Regions from separate parts of the Homo sapiens genome. Here region 1 is linked to region 2. A link is a contact called in ENCODE Hi-C data. All regions are on one chromosome and are shown on one strand. Each heading gives the region's core, a stretch centred on a gene start or an enhancer-like site at or near the end of the contact. The rest is flanking DNA. Distances are from core to core; before and after follow the strand shown. Region 1 holds the start of APPL2 (adaptor protein, phosphotyrosine interacting with PH domain and leucine zipper 2). Region 2 holds the start of NUAK1 (NUAK family kinase 1).

Region 1 (4,969 bases), core at 1,116-3,615, 900 kb after region 2:
TGTCCTTTTCCCCACTGGCCTTCAATGGGTCACAGGTTACACCTCCATATAATTCATCCTCTCTCTCTTCAGACATCACGACAACTCCAGACTGTCCATCTTTATACTTCCTGTCACCAACTTCACAGCTGACCAGGGATTTCAGAGACAGTGGGGTGGATTTCTAAAATCCACCTGCATAATAGTTTAATAGGAACAGATATATACTCTTTAATGAAACATTTTTAAATGTTCATGTTGACATAAAAATTCCTCTTATGTAGTTTCTCACAGATTATCAAAGGAGAGGATATTTGCCTTCAGAATTTAAATGAGAATCAAACAAGTGGGAGACAGTGCTTAACACTGAGCAGTCTATATTTAATACATGAATGAATGATTGGATGAATTAACAAATGAGATAAATTAAAACCATTTATGCATGTGTTGTATTTCCAGATCTACTTTTGTAACTTAGTTGTTTTGAATTTGGGATAGATTTTCCCATAGAAACAATGTTGTAAACAGTTCTTAAGTTCCAAGAAATCCCACTAAGGCTGTTTAGCCCATAATGTAGCAAGAAAATGCAGAAAAGTAATGGGATAGCTTAAACAATTTTTGAATGTTGAATACTAGTATTTGAAGAAAAGTAACTTTAATTAGAAGATGAGGTGGTACATGAAAAATGCTGTGATTCCCAAGGGGCTGTCTGAGCCCTTTCAAGGGTTCTGAGGGCACTAACTTCTTGTAATGCATATTTTCAAATTAAAATGTGCACATTTATTTCCCTGGGTATAATACTATCCTTGTACTGTTCTCGCAATCAGGATGAAGGAAGAGCATGAGTCTGGCCGTGAGGAATTAGATTTCAGTGAGAAGAGAGTCTGGGACACTGGATGAGGTAAAATGAACTGAATGGCAGGCGGTATAAAATAGAGGAAAGGGAAGAAATATGGTGTGAGCATGATTCCACCTATAGGGAAGACAAGAGTATGGTGGAGGCAAGAAAGAATAGGGAAGAAAGAATACTGTGGAGGAAAATATGGTAGATGGAGGCCATAAAATGGTTCAGGTCAGGTTGGCGCTGGCCAGACCAAGGGAATAATGGCCTTGGAGTTTTCAAGTGATCAGGCAGCATGCTACTATACTAGACTGTCAGAGGTGTCAGCAATGCAGATTGGGTCTTGATATACCTAAGAGGTCTCTGCAGAATGCAGAATTTATATATTACCATATCCCCTCTGTTGATTTTGGTGACACACATACTGCATGATTTTTTTTTTTTTTTTTGAGACGGAGTCTTGCTCTGTTGCCCAGGCTGGAGTGCAGTGGTGCCCTCTCGGCTCACTGAAACCTCTGCCTCCCGGGTTCAAGTGATTCTTCTGCCTCAGCCTCCCGAGTAGCTGGGATTACAGGCGCATGCCACCACGCCCGGCTAATTTTTGTATTTTTAGTAGAGACGGGGTTTCAGCATCTTGGCCAGACTGGTCTTGAACTCCTGACCTCGTGATCCACCCATCTCGGCCTCCCAAAGTGCTGGGATTACAGGCGTGAACCACCACGCCCGGCCAGTCTTATTAACTTCTAAAGAAGGAACTTCAGAAACCCTTGCCTTCCGTGTAAAAAGGTGTCACGTTCCACTTGCCAGTCTTCTTCCATCCCTCTCCCTTCCTTCTTTTCTTCCTCTGGCGTTTACTAACTGACCCTGGGCAGACCACTTATTTCTCTGGGTCCCATTTTCTCATCTCTAAATGACAACACTGGAACCTAGATTATCTAGCCCTTCCAATTCTAAACATTTGATTATGAAATTCTCCAAAATCACAAAACATAAACCAGGAGGACGAGACCTAATTATGACCACATCAAATAGCTGTGGTTTCCAAAGTGGTTATTTCTGATTATCACAGACGAGTCAGTTATCCAGCTTTTCTCCTCTTTTCTTTGTTCCCATAGCATAGGCGACCTCTTTGCTCTCAGAGCTGTTTCAGGGGCGTCGAAATTTATCTAGAAAAAGTGGTGTGGGAAGTGTGGGTTTTTCCTTCCATTAAAAGAAAAAATCTGTTCGCTCCTTCAACTCAAAAGGCTTTCTGGGTAGCCATAAGCAGATAAAACCTTATCTTTCTACCCTCGAGTTCCTCTTTTGGACTTCATATGCATTGACTTGACGGACCTTCAGCACAGAGAACAAACACCCGAAGGGTTCCCTCAGCAACGGGACTGGCACCCAGAGCCCCCCGCTCCCCGCGAGCCGGCGAGCGCAGGCGGAAGCGCGGGCGCCACATTTCCGGTGTCGGGACCGGAGCTCACCACACTTCCGGTTTCCCTGCCGGGCGCGCCACACTTCCTGTTGATCCGGCTCGGCCGGGGGCTGGGCCGGCGGGCAGGCGGCGGCGGCCACTGGCCAGGCGTGGACGCGCGCGGGGCCGCCGCGGGCACGGAGTGGCCGCCGCGTCGCCTGAGCCCAGAGCCGGGGAGTGCTCTCGGCCGCCGCGTCTCCTGCCCTCTGTCCTTCCAACCCAGCCCTCGGCTGAGCCGCGCCGCACCATGCCCGCCGTGGACAAGCTCCTGCTAGAGGAGGCGTTGCAGGACAGCCCCCAGGTACCTCCCGCCGCTCCGGTGCCCCTCGCCCGCAGGGGTGAGGCCGAGGAGGCCCCTCCAGCCCCGGAGTGGAGGCCGCGCCCCCGGCCGGGCAGCCGCGGGAGTGCGCCCGGCCCCCTCGCGGCGCCTCCCACCGGGTTCTCTCGGGCTGAGGAGGGGGCGGGCCGGGCCCTGAGTCCTGAGCCGGGGCAGAGCTGTGGAACAGGGGAGAGAGCCCCGCGGCCGGAGTCTTGATGTCGTGACCCCCCTGCAAGCTCAGCTGCAACTGAGTCTGCGAGATCTAAACTTTGATTCCATGTAGTAGCTGAGTGCCTCAGGAAAACCACCTTATTGTGCCTTAGTTTTGTCGTCTGTAAAATAGGAATAATAATTGTGCCTGCTTCATAGGGTTGTTAGGAGAAGTCAATGAGAAATACCTGTAAAGTTGTCAGCAGACAATGTCCGGTACAGATAATGAGTCAGTCTTATTACTGCTACTCCTAATGATGTGATGAGACTTGTGCCAGCCAGAATGAGAGGCAGAGGGCCTGGATCTCTTTTCCGGCGGTACCAGGCCTCCTTTTGGCACCGTTTTCCCATTAGTGAAGAGAAAAATACAGTACCTGCCCCATTTGTCGCACAAGGGAACTTCATTAGCACACTCGAGATGAGAGTCAAGTCCTTTGAGCTCTGCAGATGAAAACTGGTGTGTAAATATAGCAAATGAGTGCAGGATGACATTAGTTCATAATTCAGCACATCTTTCCCCAGGGGTCTTTTGTTCTCCTTTGTTTAACATTTCTCCAGCTTCGTACCTACACTCCTGGTTCAGCATCCCGGGTTTATTTAAATAAGTGCCTTTATTTCCTAGTGTCTCAACTCTTGAAAACTTAGAATAAGATTAACCTATTTTCGTTTCACACTTTCCCCTCTCTTTTGGGGTTCCTTCCCTTTTTCTTCTAAGTGAATAATACTTCCCAGGATGATCCTTGTATGGATTTACCTACATCGACAGTTCAGAATAAGTCCGAAGGGCTGTATGCATAGGTGTCTTTTGTTCATTTTTTGTGATCCTCCTAGTGTAGATAAGTAAGGAACTGGAAGCAAGCTGTGTGTGTGTTTTTTGTTTGTTTGTTTTGTTTTTTGGTAAGTTTGCATCCTCTGGACGACTTTTTCAAGGCCTCCCTTTTTTATATGGCTGTAGACTCCTGGCATTTTAATCAGACTAAAGCCCTTGGTAGAAGGCATTTTGTCCATGTTCATATCTGTTGTGTGGAATCTGAAGATAGCAATGTGAGATTTTAAATGATCACTTTGAACAAGGATCTCTGTTTGCCTTGCACTTATGGAAACTGAGGTGCACAGAAATATCCTGCTTTTCTAACCTACATGGTGATGCCTAAGCCAGGTTACAGTGATTATACTAACTGATTCTTGATGTTGTCCTCACAAACAGATCATATTCTTAATTTCCAGCTCTAACATAAAGGAATATACACTGTTTGTGAGTGGCTTAAAGGATTTGCCCAGCTGTGAGGAAGTAGACAGGACTGTAGAGCAAGTCAGGAGACCTGGGTTCTAATTCTGGCTCTCACGCTCACTTAGGATGTGATGTGGGTGAGTCTCTTCATCTCCACCCTGTAGCTGGCTCAGTTTCCTAATCTACAGAACATCTACAGAATGAGAGACAGGGAGGGAGCAGGTGATCTTCAAGGTGCTTTAGAGTTAACATTGTCATATCTACATGGTGTATAACTTTGAACTTGTATGTGGCAGAGGAGGTTTAGAGATATTATCATTCTTATTTAATATGTTCCTTTTAATATAGGAAGTTTATTTGTCATTGCTTTTGAGACTTGGCCATCACCCTTAAGAGGGCTCTTGATGGTGCTGTTGTGCAGAATGGAAGCTGACTTTAAGAAGGTCTTTAATGATCATCAGAGCATATTTATATACTACTCTCTTGTATGTGACCTGTGCCTAATGTAGCTTTACTCCCAAGGTGACTCCTAGACTTGGAACTGGAAGGAATCTAATCCATCCCCTTCATTTTATGTGCAAAGCATAAAAACAATAGCAAATGCCTGTTTCATGGATTTTATGTGCCAGGGACTCTTCTAAATGCTTTACATATATTAACTCACTCAATCCTCCCAATAGTCTTGAAGTACATTCTCTATTTAAATAACTAAGGAGCAGAGAAGTAATTTGCTTAGAATTATACACCATAAAGTGACAGAGCCAGGACTGGAACCCAGGCAACTTGCCTGTACTAGGGATATGGTTCAAGTTAGCCCAGCTATCTAGCACCGGGCTTTTCTGTCATCAGTGACCTAAAATGTTTCACTAAAAGGAAAAGATCCTAATAAACCATCTATTGTGTGTTTCTTCTAGTTTTATGAAGAGTAAT
Region 2 (5,220 bases), core at 72-2,571:
GAACACCAGACCTTCTTCAGCCTTCACTCTTCCCACCCTAGTCTGGTACATTGCACCACTTGTTAAAAAAAAAAATTTCCCTAAGACCTCTTTTTCTCTAGCCTTCTTCCTTATTTTTCATGGTCTCTTCTTAGAACGGCGGCAGCCACGCCGCGGTGGGAGGCCCTTCCTGCCTGACCCTTACCGTGCGGGGTACCGTTCCTGTCACCATCGCCAGGATCTGGCCCTTTCAGTGAAAGGAAATCTCCCAAGGCCTAAGGAGGCAAGAGGCCTGCAAATCGCCTCCTGCTCAGCAAACGGGTTGCTCAGCAGGCCCGGGGTCCTGGTCCACCCCAGGTCCCTGGTTTGCCCACCTCCGATGGCGGCCTTCGCTGGCAGGGTGGGCGCCTCTGGGGAGCCAGCTCCGTCCCGGCGCCTTTAGAGCCCCATCTCTTCCACGTCCCTGGCCTTCCTCCCCTTCCAGGCGGCTGTCCCCGCCGGGGTCCAGATGGTGTCGGAGGGCCGGCGGTTCGACGGCGGGCCCGGGGTTCAGCCTCCCGGCCTCCCTCCGTCCCTGACTCTCCTTTCTTCGGAGAGGGCGCGGGGGCCGGGGCCAAAGCGCCGCTCTTGGGGTTCTCCTGGACTCGGAGTTGCCCCAGGCGGGCGCAGCTCTGCCCCGCGGGGTGCCAGCCTCGGGCGGGCAAGGTCCGTGAGTCACCGCCTGTAACCGAACACCAGGCCTCCCTGCCCCCTCCCCCAGCTCCGGCCGCCAGGCTGCGGCGACACCTACAAGAAAATGAAGGGGCGCCCAGGCCCGCGGCGGCCCCGGCCGTATCGCGAGCAGGTCCCGGCGGCCCCCGGCTCGCGGCGCTCTTTCTTCCCCGGCCCCGGGGCTCGGCCAGCCGCAACCGCCGCCCCGGCGCCAGCAGGAATCCAGGCCGAGCGACCGGCCCCGGAGCCCGAGGCGGCGGAGGGCCCGCGGTAGCTGCGACTGGCGAGCCCGAGAGCGCCCGGGGAGGGGGCGCCCGGCTTGGAATTTCCCGGTCCCTTCCGGCCCAGCGAGGACAAAGCACTCCTGGCCGCCGCCGCCGCCGCCGCCGTGGCCTACGCCGCGCCGCACAAAGGGCGAGTCGCGACACGCTCCCATCCCCCTCCCAGCTCACGGCGGCCCCGGCCCCGGGTGGCTGCAGGGAGGTGGGGGAAGCCCTGGCTGCACCGCCCCTCGCTCCCCCTCCCCTGGGGCCGCGCGAGCGCCGCCCCCGCCCCGTCTGCGCGTCCTCCCGGGGAGGGGTTGGGGGGCGCGGCGCCCCACATAACACTCCCCCTCCTGCGCTGCGAGCCACCCTCTCCCCTCCCTCCTGCAAACACCACCGCCTCCCCTGCCACCGCCGCCACCTCGCCCGACGCTCCACAGCTCGCCGCGGCCGGGGGGCGGTGCGCGGACCGTGCGCGCCGCGGGCGCCAGATGTGCAGTCCCCGCCGCCGCCAGTGACCGAGCCGCAGTCCGAGCGGTATCGGGCCGCCTCCCTGATGCTGCGGGGGCGACCTTGAGCGTACAGCGGCTTCCCTCGGTGGGGACCCCGACATCCCAGCGCTGTGCCCGGTCTTGCCCTCTGTAGCCCGGCTCGCCCCGCGCTTGGACATGGAAGGGGCCGCCGCGCCTGTGGCGGGGGACCGCCCCGACTTGGGGCTGGGGGCGCCGGGCTCTCCCCGAGAGGCGGTGGCGGGGGCGACTGCAGCCCTGGAGCCCAGGAAGCCGCACGGGGTGAAGCGGCATCACCACAAGCACAACTTGAAGCACCGCTACGAGCTGCAGGAGACCCTGGGCAAAGGCACCTACGGCAAAGTCAAGCGGGCCACCGAGAGGTTTTCTGGCCGAGTGGTGAGTGGGGCAATCCTGGAGGGTGCGGGGGGCGCTGGGTGGACGCGGCCGGGGACTGAGGGCGTGCGAGGCGGGGGTCTGTGCGCCCTGGGGCTCTCTTGACAGAGAGGGGGCTCATTGGGAAGCCCCGAGACAGACTCCTCACTCTTTCTCCAGCACCCCGTGACTCAGGCGTGTCTCTGTCCTGAAACACTTGTTACATCCTGTCTGCACATATTTTATTTTATTTTTTGGTTTGTTTTTAAAAATTTAATCCTAGCAGCAAAGGAATGTTTTAGATTTGCAAACACTTTGCAGCGTTGGGACGGCCGGGGTCTCTCTCCCTCGCAGGCACTCATTTAGACCATGCCCCGAAACGTCTTATTTCCACAACTCTCCAAAGAACCACATTCCCAGCTAGGAGCTAGCCCCTCAAGTCCGGTGTTTTGTAGGTGTCCCTACCCCCTTCCACCCATCTGCCCGCAGCTCCTTGCTCTGCATCCTCCCACTCAGACTCTGCATCGCCCTGATACTGCTGTGACTGCAAGGGAGGGCGACTCTTGCCTGTTTTTGAGACAAGGTTAGGGAGCAAAAATAAAGACTACTGCAAGCCTGAGGATTCTAACAGTTTGCATCATGGCTTTGGGAGGACCGAAATGTCCAGGGCATGGGTAGCTACAGAGATAGCTGTGCTTAGTTGCAGCAGGCTCAGTTGTGTTTCAGCTCCTGGTTGCAGGGCTACCAAACCGCTGAAGGGGTCTGGCCCCGCTGCTCTTGTGACAGCTGACACCCTGCCAGGGTCCTGGCACCATTTGCACAGCTCCAAGGAGTGCTTTGAGTGCCTTGGGGTCTGTCTGCCTTGTCCCAGCCTTGGTTTGTTGTTATTTTCACTTCTGCAGAACAGGCCCTTGAAATCCACACTGCTTGTGGCTAGAGAGTTGGGTTCAAAGTGACTGACTGTTGCAGAAAGATTTTGTGTGGTGTGTGGCAGAAAATTAACATGGTTCTTTGATTTGAAGCAGATCAGATGTATTCTAATCGATTTAGGGCCAAAGTCAGAAACTGATTATGGGACTCCTTGTGTGCACTTTTGGGGGTGTTTTGGAGGCTCAGGTTTGCTTATAAACAACAAATGACTGCAGGGAAAAAGGAAAATGAGCTGTCAAATAAAATAGCAGCTTAGTATTGACATGTTTCTTTTGCATTTCGGCAGGAACAGTTCTGTGAAAAAAACATGGGGGTGCCAGTCAGCAAAGTTCAGTCCCCAAATTCTCAAATATCTGGATACCCGGATAACGCCCTCCCAACCCATTTCTCAGATTTGATGTTTGGGTCTATATAACTTCGTCCCATAACGTTATTTTAAAAAAAAATCTGTTATCAATTAATTGGAAATTTGAGATGGCGTACATTTCTTTTTAAAGCTGGCTCTGTAATAAATTCTACAGCAAGCAAGTAGTTGAGAATTCACTCTGGGCAGGTGCCATTTTCGTAGGATGAAATTGTTAAAGGGGAGGGTTGTAAGGGTGGCCTCTGATGAAGGCAATTTCAGGTTTGTGGAAGAAGAGGCTGGGAAACGTGCACTTCATTCATGCTTTTCTTCTGAGGTGATATTCCCCAGGCTGGATGTTGAATAAGCAAAAACTAAGCTTAGATCCCTGCTCATGTTGTCTTAATAGCTGCTGAAGAATCGCACTGGGAAGGTGGGAAGCAGAATAATGAAAAACAGACGCAGTTCGAGCTGCAGGTTGAGAATGTGAGGCTATGAGGGGTTGTTGAAGTGGTAAGGGTGTGTCTAGGGTCTGTGAAGGGACCCCAAAGTCTAAATGCTGGGGCACTACCTCAGACCTTTCTAACGAACGAACCCTTGTCTTATGGCAGACGCCTTTCTGAGCGTCAGTGGGACTTCCTGTCAGGCGTTCTTGAGCTGTCTGATCCACAGACTAGGTTAGAGTGAAAGGGATTTGCATCAGTAGGCAGGAGTCCGCCTTTCTCTTTTGGGGGATGTCTTTCTCTGTATTTGCAGAAACTGAACATTCCGTCAGGATTTAGTCAAGCGGCCACGAGGGGGCGCCCTGAGAACGAGAGAGGCTTCTTTACCAGCCGCAAATCTGAAGTCCCGCTGTGTTATTGTTCAGCCCTAGTTCATTTTCCCATTGTGCTATTAATTTCAGCTAAATCTCTTGTTTTACCCCAAAATTATGTAAAGATTTTAAATCTGGCAGCAGACCCACGCCCAGAAACTGACAGTCTCTAAAATGCTTCGTTTATTCATGGGGCTGCTTTCTCCTTGATAGCTGAGCTTACAGAATGTTAGCCAGATCCCTGGGTAAAAACCTTGCATAAAACAGATGGGAAAACTGAGGTTTGGGGAAGGAAAGTCCTCCTTGGCCCCCCGTCCTCCCCCTGCTGAGCACACTGCTCACAGATGGTGTTAAGAACTTTAGTGAGAAACAGGAATTGTCAAGTGGAAAATTTCCTGTGACTGGCTGAACAGAAAATAACACCAAACAAACAAAAAATTGGTCAACGAGTTGTTCTTGCCCATACAGTGCCTGGTGACTCAGAACCTGTTAAGAGCAGTAAGACATTTTCATCTAAAATATGAACTTGGAGTTTTCTTCTGGTACCAGCGATGTGCTAAACATTCACAACATGCTTTGAAGGTGCAGTTGAGGAGAACTGAAAGGGCACTATCTTAATTTAGCCTTTTGATCTTTGGGTAGAATTTTGAAGTGATGTTTTATTTTCATTTGCACCAGTGCCTTTTACAGCATCTCTCAAGAGGAGCAGTGGTTCTAACGTGTTTTACTAATGTGAGTGGCCCAAGACAGGTGCCGAGTATGGGGTTGTATGAAATGCTGTGAAATCAACATCCCTGTTGAAAGCAGGGGTTCTTCTCAGAGAGGAGAGAAGTTTCTAAAAAATGAGGATGTGATGGTTTTTAATTGCATACCTGGAAGGACCTTCTGAATAAAACAAAACACAACACAGCATCATTTTCTATGTGCCGCGAAAGGCAGTTCTGAAGAGAAGTGCAGAATGAGATGCTTGGAGTCAGCTGGTGCGACCCTGTGTGTCGTCCAGGCACTCTCCTGCAGTCTTGCAGCCTCTGCTAAAGCATGTCCGTGAGACCAGGACTCAGAGTGGCTTGTTCCAGAGATGAACAAGCTCAAAAATGAGGCACTCTTGCAGAAAGGCAAAGAGCCCTGGCTTACATTCAAATCCTTGATCTATCCCCTACTAGCTTTGTGTCTTTTGGCAAGCTATGTGACTTTTTGAAACCTCAGCTTCTTCATCGGTAAAATGAGCTACTAAGAGTACCAACTTCATAGACTTGTGAGAACTGAATACAGTGATCTATATAAAACCTCAAAAGG

What was found. A loop is a pair of places that touch in the nucleus more often than their neighbours do. Pooled maps may share reads with other maps.
Region 1: a map of chondrocyte shows a loop between it and region 2 (3-fold over the local background). The contact joins the promoter of APPL2 here to the promoter of NUAK1 in region 2. A Hi-C loop is called at or near these places in 1 of 168 maps with a recorded cell type or tissue (chondrocyte) and 7 of 50 pooled maps.

The regions. Positions count from the first base shown.
Region 1 is chr12:105,233,570-105,238,538 of GRCh38, reverse strand. It overlaps APPL2 (adaptor protein, phosphotyrosine interacting with PH domain and leucine zipper 2), which reads left to right and starts at 2,365. Exons shown (of 21, transcript NM_018171.5): 1 at 2,365-2,580. The coding sequence starts at 2,527. RefSeq lists an enhancer at 1,982-2,482 and silencers at 2,347-2,486, 2,537-2,786.
Region 2 is chr12:106,135,055-106,140,274 of GRCh38, reverse strand. It overlaps NUAK1 (NUAK family kinase 1), which reads left to right and starts at 1,321. Exons shown (of 7, transcript NM_014840.3): 1 at 1,321-1,861. The coding sequence starts at 1,622. RefSeq lists an enhancer at 2,391-2,892.